Regions from separate parts of the Mus musculus genome. Here region 2 is linked to region 1. The links are chromatin loops, found by intact Hi-C in ENCODE. Cell type or tissue: heart. All regions are shown on one strand. Each heading gives the region's core, and the rest is flanking DNA. Links, peaks and the distances in the headings are about the cores only. Region 1 holds the start of Mapk3 (mitogen-activated protein kinase 3). Region 2 holds the start of Sgf29 (SAGA complex associated factor 29).

The links. Hi-C counts contacts between places; a loop is a spot of excess contacts. Peaks named below come from ENCODE experiments on the same cell type or tissue, not always from the same donor. Only the 100,000 strongest peaks of a DNase experiment are listed, where the experiment ranks them.
Region 2: it touches region 1 in a loop (2.6-fold over the local background); 2 of 42 quality-filtered maps call a loop at or near these places.

The regions. Positions count from the first base shown.
Region 1 is chr7:126,758,313-126,761,223 of GRCm38, reverse strand. Mapk3 (mitogen-activated protein kinase 3) reads right to left here and starts at 1,598. Exons shown (of 9, transcript NM_011952.2): 1 at 1,406-1,598; 2 at 311-493. The coding sequence starts at 1,578. In heart, for the core only: a CTCF peak has its summit at 1,812; DNase peaks (open chromatin) are centred at 593 and 1,733; H3K4me3 peaks cover 1,868 bases; H3K27ac peaks cover 2,376 bases.
Region 2 is chr7:126,647,075-126,649,985 of GRCm38, reverse strand. It overlaps Sgf29 (SAGA complex associated factor 29), which reads right to left and starts at 677. Exons shown (of 10, transcript NM_029339.3): 1 at 509-677. In heart, for the core only: CTCF peaks have their summits at 490 and 1,344 (motif pointing left); a DNase peak (open chromatin) is centred at 555; H3K4me3 peaks cover 908 bases; H3K27ac peaks cover 554 bases.

The DNA.
Region 1 (2,911 bases), core at 277-2,776:
TCATGTCACAGACCTGCAGATGTCAGAAGACAAAGCTCCCATAGAGATCGTTTTTTCCACAGCATTCTCCCTCCCCACACACCATACTGGGGCACAGAGCAGAAAGGGATGTGTTCAAGGCCACTCCACTTGGCTGCGACAGACCAGGATCCAAGGCCTGCCAGTGTGCTCTCATGCTCTGTAGACTCTCTGCTAAAAAGTTACTTTGCTGGGGTTTTTTTTTTTTGGAGGGTAGTACAAAAGATGACCACAGACAACAGAGCCAAGCTCCCTAGCTTTACTCTGGGGCTGTGGCTAAGGTGAAGGATACACATCTCTCATGGCTTCCAGGGTGGGCGCTCTGAGGATGTCTCGGATGCCTATAACATTCTCATGGCGGAATCGCAGCAAGATCTGGATCTCCCTCAGCGTGCGCTGACAGTAGGTTTGATGCTCAAAGGGGCTGATCTTCTTGATGGCCACTCTGGTCTTGCGCACGTGGTCATAAGCTGAGCTGAGAGGGCCAGAGAGATGTGGCCTTACAAAGGGGGAATCCAGGCCTGTTGGCCCCACCCAGGTCTTGGCAGGGACTGGAGAGAGGAGGAGAGGGTTCTGGCCAAATGTAAACAATGCTGGCTCCTTCCTGCTGTGAAGGCCTGGGATCTCCAGGGGAAAGCTGGGTATCAGCCAGGCAGCCTTTCAGTGACTTCACAAACAGAGGAAGAGAGTGGCCACTCACCGACTTCCTTTCTCCTGGACCCTCTTACATTCTAGTTGCCCTCACCCTCCTCCCCTTTCCCAAGCTGGACTCTCTCAATCCCAGACAGGTCCAGGGGATAGGAGTTAAATGGAGAAAGTAGATGAAGCCTAGAGGATTCAGTAATGGGACAGGAGAGAAGAGATAAGGAGGGGCAGGCAGGTCTCCCTGTGCGGTTCCTGGGTCAGAGCTGCTCCCATAGGAACAAAGGCCCAGAGCAGAGCACACAGTGGGGCAGCGAGAACTCACAAACCCGTATACCACAAAATAAGGCACATTCTAGAGACCCTTCCCTACTTTGGGCCCCTAGCCTTGCCAGGGGCAGAGGTGCAAAGGTTTGCCCCACCCTGAGCTTTGCTCTCCTCTCTCAAACTCTCTGTCACAGCCTCATCAGGGGGGAACCAAGGCTCCCACTACCTGCTCGTGGGTCCCTCACTCCCCCTTCATCCTCTTAGCTCCACCTTTATCTCTAGGGTCCCCCAGGTGCCCCTCCCTTAACAATACAAGGTGGCTTCAAAGCCTCCAACCCCCCTCCCTGGAGAAAGTAGCGCCTAGTCCTCCAGAAGTCACTGCACGATACTTCCCCTGCGACACTCCCTGAGCCCCCCATGTCCCGAGCACACACCTGCTGTCCCTGCTCCGAAGCCCCCTCCCGGGACGCCCCCTCACCTGACCATGCCGTACGCGCCCTCGCCGATGTACTGCAGCTGCGTGTAGCGTGGGCCCACATCGAATGGCTGCCCCTTCACCACCTCCACCTCCCCGGGGACCACCGGGACGACCCCAGCAGTTCCCCTGGGCTCCCCGCCCCCGCCCCCCGGAGCCGCCGCCGCCGCCGCCATCTCCACTCCTCCCGCCTCCCCCCGCTGCCCCGCCCGCGGCCCCGCCCCTCCCTACCGCCCTGTCACCGCGGGGCCGCGCGCCAGGCTCCGCCCCCGCCCCCGCGCGTCCCGCCCCCGCGCCTGCCGGGCGAGCCTGCGCGGGCCCGAGACGTCACATGGTCTCCTGGGCGCGCACCCGGCTTTCCCGCCTAGTTACGCTGTTCCTTCCCTGCCTTGGCCACTAGGGTACTTTAGTCTGCCAAGAGAGTTCTGCAGCCCCAGGGGCCAGTGGCCCTCAGTAATGCTAAGGGAACCCACCCGGCTTACAGTTAACCTTTGAAGACCTGCCTCACATCTTTGTTTCATTTAAACAGATAGTGGTAATCCAGGCTAGCCCCAAAGGCTCTCTATGTGGTGGAGGTTGGCCTTGAACACATCCTCCTGCCTTTAGGCCTGAGCCATCATACAGATTCAGGATGCTACTAGGCAAGCATCCTACCACTGAGCCACATCTCCATCCTTTCTTTTCTCTCTCTCTTTCTTTTTTAAGAGGGTCTCTTGACATGGAACTGGCTGTTCCAGAACTCACTATGTAGACTAGGTAACCAGGCTGGCCTCAACATACTAACTCGCCAGTGCTAGGATTAGTTAGAAGCTGTATGTATCACCATGCCCAGCTTCCATAATTTCTTATTCGTTTATTTGCCACATTTATTAATTTTGTGTGTTGGAGCGTAAGTATGTCACAGAGCCTGTGTGGAGGTCAGAGGACATCTGATTCCTTCCACCATGTGGGTCCCAGGTGTCCAATTCAGGCTGTCAGACTTGGTAGGAGTGGGCCACCCTGAGTTGCTGAGGGAGTATATCTTACGTTTTATAATGAGGAAGCAATCTGGAGGGTGGTGGACGGCAGGCAGCACTGTGAAGCTGTGAAGTCGGTCCTGACTCCAGTGTGAAGACACAGGCCTGCAGGGGGGCTCAGGTGTGTGCTGAGGCCCCAGTGTCGTACAAATCCTCTGCCTGATTGCCCAGAGGACGTGCAACCCAGCTCACTTCACGGGAGAAGGAGGGAAAGGGTGGTAGCTGTGGACAAAGGTAACTAAATCAATTTAAATTCACTGTCACCTTTTCTCTGTCTCTGTCTGTCTCTGTCTTTCTGTCCCCCCCTCCCCCCACGCTGGGCTGGTAAGATGGTTGGGTAGGTAAAGATGCTTGCCAAGCAAGCCCAAAGATCTGAGTTGGATCTCTGGGACCTTCACAATGGAAGTAGAGAATTAGCTCCTGCAGGTTTTCCTCCAACCAACACAAGCATGCTATAGCATGAATGTGGACAGACACATATTCACACACAAAA
Region 2 (2,911 bases), core at 225-2,724, 110 kb after region 1:
AAGCCTCCCTAGAGAAAGCTGAACATTGACAGGTAGGGGAAGGTGCTGATGAGTAGACGCAGACGTCCTAGGATACATGTGTCAGCCAACACAAGAGTGAGCTGGAGAGTGGATGAAGTTACTGTTGTGAAAATGGACACCTTTAGAGCATGTGCAGTCTGTAATCTCAGCACTCGGGATTGGGGGAGGAGGACTGCGATCTCACGGCCAGGTTGGGCTACCAAAAACTAAGCTTTTGAGAAAGTAGTAAAATGTGCTGATGTCTGGGACTCACATCAGCTGCCGGCATCTAGACTAGCCAGCTCCAGCCGCTTCCCACCTCTTCAGAGAGGTAGGGCGCACGCGCAAGCCCCAGGGCGCCGGCTCCCACAGCCCCGCCCCCTTCCCGTCCAGGGCGCGTGCGCGTCTCCTCAGACGCCGCCTCGGCGAGCCGGGCGCCGGGCAGGAACGCTGGCCTTTCGTTCCCGCGCTGCTTGGAGGTACCTTGCCATGGCCCCGTCCCACCTACCGAGCACAGGAAGAAACAGCACGTCGCGCTGGTAACTGCGATGGCGGGAACAGGCGAATCCCTGGAACGTTTCCTCACAGGGTAGTCTCGCACTTGCGTTCGAAGGTTCGCGGCGCGTCAAGAACCACACACGCTGTTTCTCTTATGAGCGCGGTCGAGCGCGGAGGACTCCTCTGCGCATGCCGGGTACTTCTCTGTGACGTGCTGCATTGCACTCTGGGAAACGTAGTTCTTACTTCGACACCTGTGCTTTGATGTACTTAATCATGATTTAATAGATCAGAGTCAAAGGAACAGAAAAGCATGCGTGAAGCCTCGCTTCGCATGTGAAAGGTGATGGGAGCGGATCCTCTGCACCAGAAGAAAACAACAACAAAACCACATCAGATTGTTGGGGATGAGGAGGGAGGGCCCCAGGACGCAGATGAGAACTCTGTACTTTAAGCTGAAATTTGCCGTGAATTTAAAATGTATCTGAAAATATTTTTAAATTCCAAATAAGCAGTTTTAGGTTTAGTACTTGTATTTTACAGAATCTTCCCAGCAAATAAAAGATTTGGACATGCAAACATTTAGCTACATCTTTGGATACCTACCCTGTGGATGCCTGCCCAGTTAGTGCAGTGGTAGGACACTTGCTTAGCATGGTCCCGGGCTCAGTCCCTAGGGACTGCTCCCACCCTAACTATCCTAATATTTCGTACATAACACCTAAAAAAATCAATATGGTTTGGTGGTTAAGAGCAAGTACTGCTCAATCGTGAAGACCAGAATTAGAATGCCAGCACTTGGGTCAGCTGGCTCAGACTGCCTGTAACTCCAGCTCCAAGGGATCTAATGCCCTCTTTTGGCCTCTGAGGGCACTGCACAGGTGCACATACACATATACATACGCCTGGACATAGAATAAAAATATTTTTGAAAATCTTTTAAAGTTTATAATTACATATTGTTATTCTCTGATAGAATTACAAATGCTATAAGGTCAAGATCATTAGACATTCCCAGTACATAGCACTGTGCCTGGCATACAACAAGCTATCAGATATTTTTCTATTAGGAAACCTTACATTTTAACACTGAAACTATTTTAGCCCCTAGACTAGCAAAGAAATTAATGTATATATATATATATATATATATATATATATATATATATATATATATATATATATGTGTGTGTGTGTGTGTGTGTGTGTGTATACATATATATATATATGTGTGTGTGTGTGTGTGTGTGTGTGTGTGTATGTATATGAATGAGTCTGGGGAGATGCCGAGCAATCAAAAACATGTACTGCTTTTGCAAAGAGCCCGTGTTCAGTTCCCAGTGCCTACAGTAGTGGCTTATAACGATCTGCAATTCCAGCCCCAAGGGTACTGATGTGCTGTCCTCTGGCACCTGCACTCACGTGCACATACCCACACGGAGACACATACTTTTTACAGTTTGAAAAAATAATTTTCTTTCATTGAATCTGTATGTCTAGTCAGTTGTCCTGGTTAATTTTAACAACTTGACAGGGCCTAGAGCCACTGGACAATGCAGTCTTCACTGAGGAATTTCCCAGACAGACCTAGCTATAGGGAATTGTCTAATGGATTATATAGGATTATAGGAGTGCACTACCACGTTACCATGTTAATTCATACAGAAGGCCCAGCCACTGTAGGTAGCACCGTTCTCTGGGAAGGTGATCTTGGACTACATGGAAAAGCTAGTGGCATTTAGAAGACAGAGACAGGTAGATGTCTATGAATGAGGCTAGCTTGTTCTATATAGGGAGTTCAAGACACCAGTGAGACTAGTCTAGGAAGAAAGAAAGAGAGAAAGAAAGAAAAAGGAAGGAAGGAAAGAAGCTAGCCAGGCATGGTGGCACATGCCTTTGATTCCAGTGCTCAGGAAGGAGAGGTGGATTTCTATGACTTTGAGGCCAGCCTGGTCTACAACTCGAGTCCAGGACAGCCAAGGCTATCACACAGAGAAACAGTGTCTTGTTGTTGTTGTTACAAGTGGCAGGGGGCATCAAGACAGGGTTTCTCAGTGTAGTCTTGCCTGTCCTGGAACTCACTCTGCAGACCAGGCTATCCTTGAACACATAGAGATCCACCTGCCTCTGCCTCCCAAGTGCTGGGATTAAAGGTGTCCATCACCACTTGTAGTTCTTATCAAGGTGCAGTGAATGGCTCTATCACCCATCCTGTTTCAGTTCTACATCTGTGAGTTTGGGAAAATCATATTATGAAGAATTCCAGAGTCAAGTGTGATAGCTCACTCCCCAGCACTCAAGAGGCAGAGGCAGGAGGATATCTGTGAGTTTGAGGCCAGCCTGGTTATTCAGAGAGCTCCAGGACACCCTGGATATCCTAGAAAAGCAGGATACACTGGCTCAAACAATTACA